2 separate regions of the Homo sapiens genome follow, and region 1 is linked to region 2. The links are chromatin contacts, found by Hi-C in ENCODE. All regions are on one chromosome and are shown on one strand. The core of a region is the stretch at or near the end of the contact, and the rest is flanking DNA. Distances in the headings are between cores, read along the strand shown. Region 1 overlaps GACAT3 (gastric cancer associated transcript 3). Region 2 has its middle 40 kb from the start of LINC01804.

Region 1 (4,910 bases), core at 511-3,010, 340 kb after region 2:
TAGGGCCATGAACAAGAGTGAGGCTATGGAGCCTGACACTTTGGCGATGGCTTTTTTTTTTTTTTTTGAGATGGAGTCTCGCTCTGTCCCCCAGGCTGGAGTGCAGTGGCTCGATCTCAGCTCACTGCAAGCTCCGCCTCCCGGGTTCACGCCATTCTCCTGCCTCAGCCTCCTGAGTAGCTGAGACTACAGGCGCTCCCCACCACGCCCGGCTAATTTTTTATATTTAGCGATGGCTTTTAAGAGGAGGAGTAAACACTGGCTTGAGTCTCATGGGAGAGGAACTCACCAGATCCCTACAAGAAGCTTGGAAAGGGCCTTGAGGTTAAGAGACAGCTGGGACTAAGGCCTAGAGGCTCACACAACAATGGTTTGGTTCAAGAAACAGTAGGCAGCATATGTGCGTGTTGGAGGGGTGGGATTGGGAGCATGTGGAGGTTGTAGGGTTGGAGAGGTATTTGAGGGTCCAGTTACAAGTGGTAAGCTATGCTAAGAAAGATTAAATTGATAATATAGGCAATAGGGAGCTGTTGAAGGTTTTCTGAGCATGGAGAGATAGAATCAGATATTACAAAACATTTCATTCATTCAACACATGTTTACTAAGCATCTATTATGTGCCATACATTGTGCTGGAGGAATGAATGAATAAATGCATGCATGCATGGCTATCACTTAATTTTCCAATCACAGTGAGGATCCTTGAAATCCAGGGACCAGCTGATGTGACTTGTGGGCCTATGATCTCTGTCAGAAAATCATTCTGCAATGAGCAAATCTAAGACAGCCAGCATTGGCTCCCGCCACCGCCCCCTTATCTGTTTTTCTTTTTGCAAAAGACCTTGAGGCCTGTAGTCGGTTCCACTACAAAACGGTTACACAATTTCCCTGGGAGAAGGCGAGTTTCCACCTTTGGGGATGAATGAGCCCTTTCTTTTCTGGAGAGCCGGCCAATGAGGCACAGGCTGGGTACTGCAGGAGGCGCGGCTGAGGGAACAGCAGGCCTCGGTCTAATTTGGGGGTAACTATTTGTTTTTTCATTAAACAAAGTCTGCATGGTAGGAATTGTGGTTGCAGGAGCCTCGGGAGGCCGATAAAGCAGGCAGGGCGAGTCTGCCGGGAGCAGCGGGCGAGGGAGCTGCTCTCTGATTCTGCTGCTGCCCAAAGCTTCCACTTTTCTGGGGCTGCAGGTCCTATAAATGGTGCCTTTGAGGAGGCTGCCCTGGTGACAGCAGGACCCTCCCTGCAGCACCCACTCGGCCACTGACTTCTGAAAGCGGGATTGTCCCTCCCCAAGCCCTGCCCTCCTGCGACATTCCTCATGCTGACCATTGTCTGCAGAAAGAGGCCATTGTCTGGGGCTGACATATCTGCTGACCAGGCACATGAAACAAGCAGAGCTTTGGGGAGGAAGAAATCCACCCAAACCAACAAAAAACCTGAGCCTAGCCTGAGGGCAGGGCTTAGACCCAGCTTGCTGAATTTCCTGATTCACTGGTGTTCTTCCCGAGACGAAGTGCCCACCATTGTGGGAGGATCCGAGTTTTATCTCTGGGCTGGAATGACACCGTCTCTGCCTTTGTGTCAACAGCACTGAGAGGCCTTGTTTAGGATGATGTGGCCAGTGCTGAGAAGGGCTTGTTTGAAGAGAAAAAAGAAAAAAACAGAACAATGTTTATCCAGCAGGCAGCTCCTGCCAAGGCGGCCTCCTCGCTGTCCTCTCCGTAGGATGCTGCTCGCCAGGCCTTCTTGGCTGTTCCTCGGCCTTGGGTGCAGGCCGTGGGTGGGGGGACAGCCAGCTGGTAGACACCGGTATTCGATGTCAGCTCTTACAACAGGGAGGTGGGTAAACAGGCTGCTGTCCCCACCTCTCCCAGGCACCCCCTGTGGCCTTGACTGCCCAGCCCTCCCCCTAACATCTTCCCCACCCACAACTAAGTTAACTCACACCAGGGGCAGCAGAGCCTTCAGACCTGTGGCCGCTACATCCATTCTGGGCACTTGGTGCCCCCACATGTACCCTTCCCTTCGGATTTGGAATATCACCGCTGCATGCAGGCACATTGCTGAGGCCAGCTGAATTGCCTTTGGGCATTAAGCCTCAGAGAGCCTCGCTACTCAAATGGTGGTCCCAGGACCAGCAGCAGCGGTGTTACCAGGGGCTAGTTAGAAATGAAGATTCTCAGGCCCATCTTGCTGTGTCAGAATCTGCATTTTAACAAGATTGCCTGCATCTATTTGCACATTAAGTTTGAGAAGCACTGGTCTACATCAGTGGTTCTCAAACAAGGCAGCCTATTGGAATCACCTGGGGAGCTTTTAAGAGTCTCAAAGACCAGGCAGCCTCTCCGGCCAATTATATGAGGATCTCTGGGGTGGGGGCGGTGGGGAGTGACACTGGAACATCAGTGTTTTCTCACACTTTCCAAATGACTTCAATGTGTCTCCAGGTTTGAGGCAGAGGAGCTAGGATGGGGCCCTCTTTCCCCAGTCCTTGGACTGGGTTTCCGTCAGTCACGATATTCTCACTTAGTACAACTCAGCAACTTTTCCTGAGAATTTTCTATGTGCCAGGAACCACAACAATTGCTGAGGTTTTATCAATGATGTTGGTACGTGTTCACTTCTGCAATGTCTTTCTGGCCCAAAGAACTCCTAGTCATCCTTCAAAGCCCAGTTTAGAAACCTCCTTCTCTGTGATGTGTTTTTTGACCTCTTGAAATGGGGAAAATGCTTCTTCCTTTTAACTCACATTGTCCTCTGCATTTTTCTATTATTGAATTTGTCATGCTGAGTCATAAACATCTATTTACCAATCACTGGACTGGGAGCCTCAAGGACAGGGACAGTATATTATTTATCTGTCGCCACGCTGGAGTGTGGTGGCGCGATCTTGGTTCACTGCAACCTCCGCCTCCTGGCTTCAAGTGATTCTCCTGCCTCAGCCGCCCGAGTAGCTGGGACTACAGGTGCGCACCACCACGCCCAGCTAATTTTTGTATTGTTAGTAGAGACGGGTTTCACCATATTGTCCAGGATGGTCTCGATCTCTTGACCTTTCGATCCACCCGCCTCAGCCTCCCAAAGTGCTGGGATGACAGGCATGAGCCTGGGCTATATCTTATTTATCTTTGCATCCCGGGGTCTAGGGCAGGGCCTGGGCATAAAGCAGGTGCTCAGTAAATGCTGTTGACTGATAACATGAATGCCTGAAGGAATACAAGAATGGGTGAAGATACATTCCCTACCCTTAAAAAACTTAAATTCTAGAAGGAGAGACCATCATGTGCAAAATTAATGTGACATTAACGTCTGATGGGTGTTTGACAGAGGTTTACCCAACTTCTGTGGGAGTGCAGGGCTGGGAGAGGGCCATCGACAGTGAGATCCGGAGTGGTCCACGCTCTGCTTATTATCGCTTTTCCAGTGTATACACCAGGGATGTCACTCGAGTGGTCCTCTTTGGCTCCTTTCCTTGTTGTAGTTGGAGACAAGAAAATAGTCCAATAAATGGAAGGTAAAGATATTTTTACATTTCTAGAAGGTGGTTGTTCTGCTACATGCAGAACAGATGACTGTGGTTAGACTGTCAGGCCCTGGACCCAAGTCTGGAGAGCCTCAGATAGAGGGAGGAGTCTAATGGGCCCAGACAACTGCTAAGCAGCTGCTGCAGTCCACGCTGGCCACTATGTGTCTACAATGGTGTAGGTTGTGGGGTGGCTGGTCACAGCTAAGATCAGGGCCCTGGCAGAGTGAAGGCCTGGCCCATCAGAGGCAGGACGCACTGCCCAGGCAGGTGTGCATCTGGCTCATGTGGGCTCCTTCCCCGCAGAGGCTTCGCAAAGCTAAGCCATCCTGTCCTGGAGGAAGGGCAGAGGCCAGTCAATCAGCTAAATGGGTACAAAAAAGCAATAGAGACAGAGCAAGTGTAAGGCAGGTGCTGGAAGCTGATGAGCACAGCAGAGGTCAGTGGGCACAAAGGTTTGAGCCAAAGGACAGCAGGCTGGAACAGGCAATGGGGAGGGGCTCTGAGACACGCAGAAGGGGGTTCTGACTCTTATGGCAGAGATTTTAAGCCCCTAGGGTGGCATGATAAGGAAGAAAAGGGTTCAGTGAAGGGTAGTAGAGATGACGGGTGATTCCTTTACCTGCACAAAAGAGGAGAAAGCTGGGAGGGCTGACACTAATGCTACTATTGGCAGCTTGGCTGGAATCTCTCCCCTAGAGCAGCCCTGAGGGTCTCTCCTAGAGCTCAGTGGAGACACAGGCCGCATGGCTGCTTGGCTGCTAGCAGATACTCGGGGGTCCTGGGATATTTGGGAGGAAGGTTTCCATTTCCCTGTCTTTTCTCATTTTCCTGCACAGGCCAGGGATTCATTTTCTGCGTCAAAGATATCTGTTCTACTCTTTAGCAATGCATCTCTCTCTTCCCTTTGCACCACACACAGCCAGCTCCTGTGTAAGGAAGTCAAGATTTTCTCAAGGGAAAAATCACCCTAGAAACCATCAACTCATGACAAACGTGATCTCCAACGTTCATTGTGGAAAATAGCCTCAAGGATGAGATGATGAGGATTTTGAAGATGGGTGAGTAGGTCGTCTACTTCCCGGAGGAGAAGGAAGGCCAGGACTCTCTGGGGCATGTCCTAAATGTCCTTCTCTTCAGTTCTGACTTTTCAAATCTGTCTCTTGCTGGGGCCAGCGAGGAGGGCTGGGCAGGATGGGCACCCGAAGAGGCTGGGAGGGAAGATGCTGAATTCCAGGGGGCCCTACATCATCCTGAAGGTCAAATTGAGTGAGCCTAGTTCAGAAAGGTCCAAGGCAGATCACAGGGCTGGAAAAGGGATGGAGCTGCTGGGTAGACACTCTGTGTAGACTCTGGGATGAACTGGGAATGGGAGCCAACGTCA
Region 2 (4,267 bases), core at 1,008-3,507:
GGAGGAGGAAATCCAGCCCCACCCTGGGAGACCTCCTGGGTTCATCCTGGTCTAGCATGAATGACTCTGTCTTGGATACACCAGGCTTCCTTCCCCTTTCTGCAGTAGAATTCATCGAATTCTGCCAGTGCATTAGAGATGTGGGCTTAAGAAAATCCAAATGACATCAATCAACTAGTGATGAACAAATATTTGCAGAGCCCTTCCTCAATGTCACACCCTCAGTTTGGAGCTATAGTTTAGAAGAATATGGGGATTAATGAAACCTGGCTGCTTCTGTTACATTCAAGAGGAGAAAACCAACAATAAACACACAGATGGTACGTCAGATGGGGAAAAGAAGGCAGGGGGAGAGGGGTAGGGAGGAAGACTCCCCACTCCTGGGGGATTCGCTGCGGAGACAAGATTTATGTTCAGGAAAAGTTAACATGCAGGAAAAGTAGTTACAATATAGCTCCTTAGTCTGAACCATGACTAGATAATCATATGGTGAGCCTTTAAATGTACCTGTGGGATACGGAAAGAAAGGACCTCCTTGTGTCCTAACCCATGGAGCAGGGGGGTGCAATAAAGTACTGTGGGTGACAGAGTTATTTGAAGGGGTGATGAACTTTGCGGGTGAGATGGCCTGAATTATCAAGTTCAATAGATAAGGAGGGTGAGGCCTAGAGGGGATGTTTCTCACCCAAGGTCACACCCAGAGCCAGTGTCCAAGTGGGACTAGGGCCCAGGTGGCGTCCTCGGGTTCTTCCAGGCCTGCCTCTTGCCTCCTAAACATTTTCATCTGTTTCTGGATATTGGTGGCTCCATGAACTTTGGGCGATCTCAGCGTTTGGTTTTCAGGTCTGTGACTGGAAGGCAGAAGGGATCTGCTGACTCCACCTGCAGATGGACTGAGTCCTTCTCGTGCCCATCACCTTACCGCTAAGGTGTAAAGGACTCAGGAAAGGGACACAGGAGCTGGGTCAGGGTAGCTGCAATCGATTGCTTGGACAAGAATGGACCAATGACACTCACAGCTGACATCATGGTGGTGACTTTTTATGAAAGTCAGGCCAGAGCAGACACAATGAAAGTTAAAGCATTGAGTGTGAAGTCTTGTCTTGGAGTCAAAAAAGCTGAACCAACTAGCTCAGATTGGCAGGGGGTGATGGGGATATATGGCAAGCACAAGGGTATGAGAGAAGGACCCTAGAAGGTTCTAACTAAAATTAACCTCAATTTTGTTTTATTTTTTTTAAGGAGAAATGTGGTTTCACTATGTTGGCCAGGCTGGTCTCAAACTCCTGACTCAGGTGATCCACCTGCCTCAGCCTCCCAAAATGCTGGGATTATAGGCGTGAGCCACCATGCCCAGCCAAATTAACCGAGATTTTATGGGCCAGCTGTGTATGGGGGCAGTCAGTTAGCTAATGTGACTTCAGGCTGGATTGCTAGAGATTCAGTGCCTAGAACAAGAAAGATGATGCTCTTATTCTATTTGTGCTGGTCTGCCCACTCCTGGAACATTGTTTTCAGTTGTTCAGAGGAAGAGTGGACAAATTAGCATATCACGAGAAGAAGGGGCCAAGGGGGGCAAAGAGACAACAAGTATTCCCTTTGAAAAACTTCGGAAGGAAGTGAGGGTCTCATCCTAGAGTGGAGGTGGGCATACCAGGAAGAGGAGATCTACTGTGAATATCCGTCAGGATGAGAGGTAACAGTTGTGTTTTGTACAGGCCAAGAGAAAGACAGCTTAGAGTTTGCCTCTCGTGGTAATGACCTTCATGTCTCTGGAAGCACTTGTATGAGGGCTTAATCATAAGAGATGCCAGAGAAGGGATCGCTTCACATAACGATAACAATAGTAATAGCTAACACTTGTTAGTTGTTACTATATGCTGTGTACACTTTACGCCAATTAACTCAATTTTCATAACGACCCTATTAGGTAAATACTATTATTATCCTCATTTGACAGAGGAACAGAGGGTTATTAACTTGCTCAGGGTCCCACAGGGCTTTGACACCAGGCAGTGTGGCTCCATAGGCTGAGCTCCTGTAGTGCATGAAGAGCATTTGTGCAAAAGACCTCTAAGATTTGTCCCATTCCTGAGACCCTGAGGTTTCAGGGAGTTCCCTGCTGGGACCATTCCCCAGTTATTTACTTCCTTGTAATAGGTCATGCTTAGCGTAAGGCCAAGGAGACAAGACACTGCTGACTCATTCTTTCCCAGCTGTGCAGGCTGGGCACAGAGCCAGGCTGCTTGTCCAGCCCTGGGGCAGATGCCGGCTGCTGCGGTTTGGCAGTGGGTCAGCAGCTGGGATGAAGCCACAGAGTCTGACCTGTGAGGAGGGTGGTGGGTCCACAGGAACCCAGGCTCTGCAGCCCTTCTGAGATGGGCGGATCTGGGCATAGGAAAGAAATGCAATCAGGAATGCAGCAAGGCAGAGTTGAAAAGTCCTGTGAAGACTGTGCTGAGCATCAGGGTCGGGTAAGCCTCCTCTGGGGGTTGCATAGGAGCTGCTCACAATCATCCCAGTATTATTCACATCATCTGTATTTAGTGGCACCTCCTTGGTGCCAAGGTGTGAGCCATGGCCCCGGGTAGCACAGCCTCCTGCTTCCCAGCTGCTGGAGGGATTGCCCTGATCCCATGCTTCTCCAAGGTGGTCTGGGGGAAGCAACCCAGCAGCAACTGTAGGAGCTGCCCAACTCTCCCACTGCCTCAAGGGCTGAAGGGATTAATTTCATGGCATACGTGTGTCCCCCTAGATAAGCTCTGCTGCAAAACACAAAAGTGGCCATGTTCTCTCCCAGCACTTGAGCTTGCCTTGAGACTGAAATCCAAGTGATGCCCCTCAGGCTATCACCTCTGGTGGATGCCCCTCCAGCCTGTCTTACCCATGTCCTTCTTGGGCCATCAGCCTTCTGTTACCTGCTGGGATTGTTCCCAGTCTGGGACACCATACCCCAGTTCCTCACCTGCCTGACTCCTGTGGGCCCTTGGAGTTAGCACAGGTTTCACCTCTTCCAAGAACCTTTCATCTTGTCAGAGCATTGGCCAGGCAGCCCCGGGATCCCTGGTTGACTCTTCTGGGTTCCCTGAGGACAGGGCTGTTCCTCATCTCTGGAGTGCCAGCCCCTGCAAAGCAGTTGGATAGAAACGCAATCGTTATTGGTGACAATTTCTCACAGTTCTACAGCTCCTTACGGTTTATAATGCATTTCACACTTATTCTTGCATTTGAGTTTTGCAGAATTTTATGTGTGTTCCTTTCTCTGTCGTCACTGAGTGCTCACTCTAGGCAGCCCTCTGCTAGGCGCAAGTGGCAGGATGGAGGAGCGTGCCAAGGACTAGGAGATTACATGGAGAAGCTAACATTAGCCTTAGTGCTTCTTTGCCATTTGGGGAAGCAGATTTTGGAAGCTGTCACTTCCAAGGTGGAGTTCTGGGAAGTGTTTGGGCTTCCCCTTAGCAGGTGCTCCCTAAATTCTAGGCACTCCCCTCCAGCACTAGAGCTTTGTATTCTGACCCCTGACCCTCACAGCCCTTTGCCTTTGATCAATGTATTTTCTCAGACTGGAACCTCCTTCCTCTGCTTTTCCCTGTTTATCAACCTAGTTTAGTTGCCCCTTGCTTCAGACAACCTTCCCTGTCTCTTTCCCTGCAGCCCCCGGAGTACTGTAAGGCCCTCCACCAACAGACACCTTTCACTTTATTGTCCTGAATCACAGGTTTAAGCTTAAGCTGGGTTCCCTCCATTAGATCTCTGGAGATCCAGAATTAGGGTCAGATTTATTTCTGTTTCCCTGCACAATATCTGTTACATAGCAGGTATTGTGTTGGAGAGGGAATGAATGGATGGATGAATGAATGAAGAAACTGAATTGAGTCCATCTCAGCTTCTCCAACAAGGACAGAAAAGAAACAGCTCAGGAGACGTAATCTTATAACATGGGGTTTCTCTGTAATTTGCATAAATAACCCACTCTACTAGGTTTCACGCCTCTTGGGAGACCTACCAGCTGCCTGCCTCTCACTTCCAGTTTCCAAAGAGGAAGGAAGGTTTCTACCAGCCCAGCTCAGCTGGTCCAGGGACTAAATTACCTTCCCATCACTGAGCCCCTTTCTCATTATGCCAGAGGAAGATCACTACTGCCTGTCCATTTGGGCGGCTTATCCACGTGGCCTGGTTCCAGGAGCCATCTGTGTGATGTCATTCCCAATACGATTTGAAACTTCCAGCATCTGCAGCCCCCACTGGTGTTGAATCATAGTGAGAC

What was found. A loop is a pair of places that touch in the nucleus more often than their neighbours do. Pooled maps may share reads with other maps.
Region 1: a loop to region 2 is called in a map of dorsolateral prefrontal cortex, with 4 times the contacts of the local background. The contact joins two enhancer-like sites. A Hi-C loop is called at or near these places in 1 of 168 maps with a recorded cell type or tissue (dorsolateral prefrontal cortex) and 3 of 50 pooled maps.

Annotation. Positions count from the first base shown.
Region 1 is chr2:16,068,856-16,073,765 of GRCh38, forward strand. It overlaps GACAT3 (gastric cancer associated transcript 3), which reads left to right. Exons shown (of 4, transcript NR_126559.1): 2 at 4,449-4,587. Among named protein-coding and RNA genes, the nearest start is that of GACAT3, 21 kb to the left of the region's middle. Within about 2 kb of position 1,761, at least 4 of the 41 ENCODE cell types and tissues checked have a DNase peak (open chromatin) inside an H3K27ac peak, as active enhancers do; they include dorsolateral prefrontal cortex, where a contact is called at or near this core.
Region 2 is chr2:15,728,419-15,732,685 of GRCh38, forward strand. No RefSeq gene overlaps it. Among named protein-coding and RNA genes, the nearest start is that of LINC01804, 40 kb to the left of the region's middle. RefSeq lists a silencer at 3,869-3,928. Within about 2 kb of position 2,258, at least 5 of the 41 ENCODE cell types and tissues checked have a DNase peak (open chromatin) inside an H3K27ac peak, as active enhancers do; they include dorsolateral prefrontal cortex, where a contact is called at or near this core.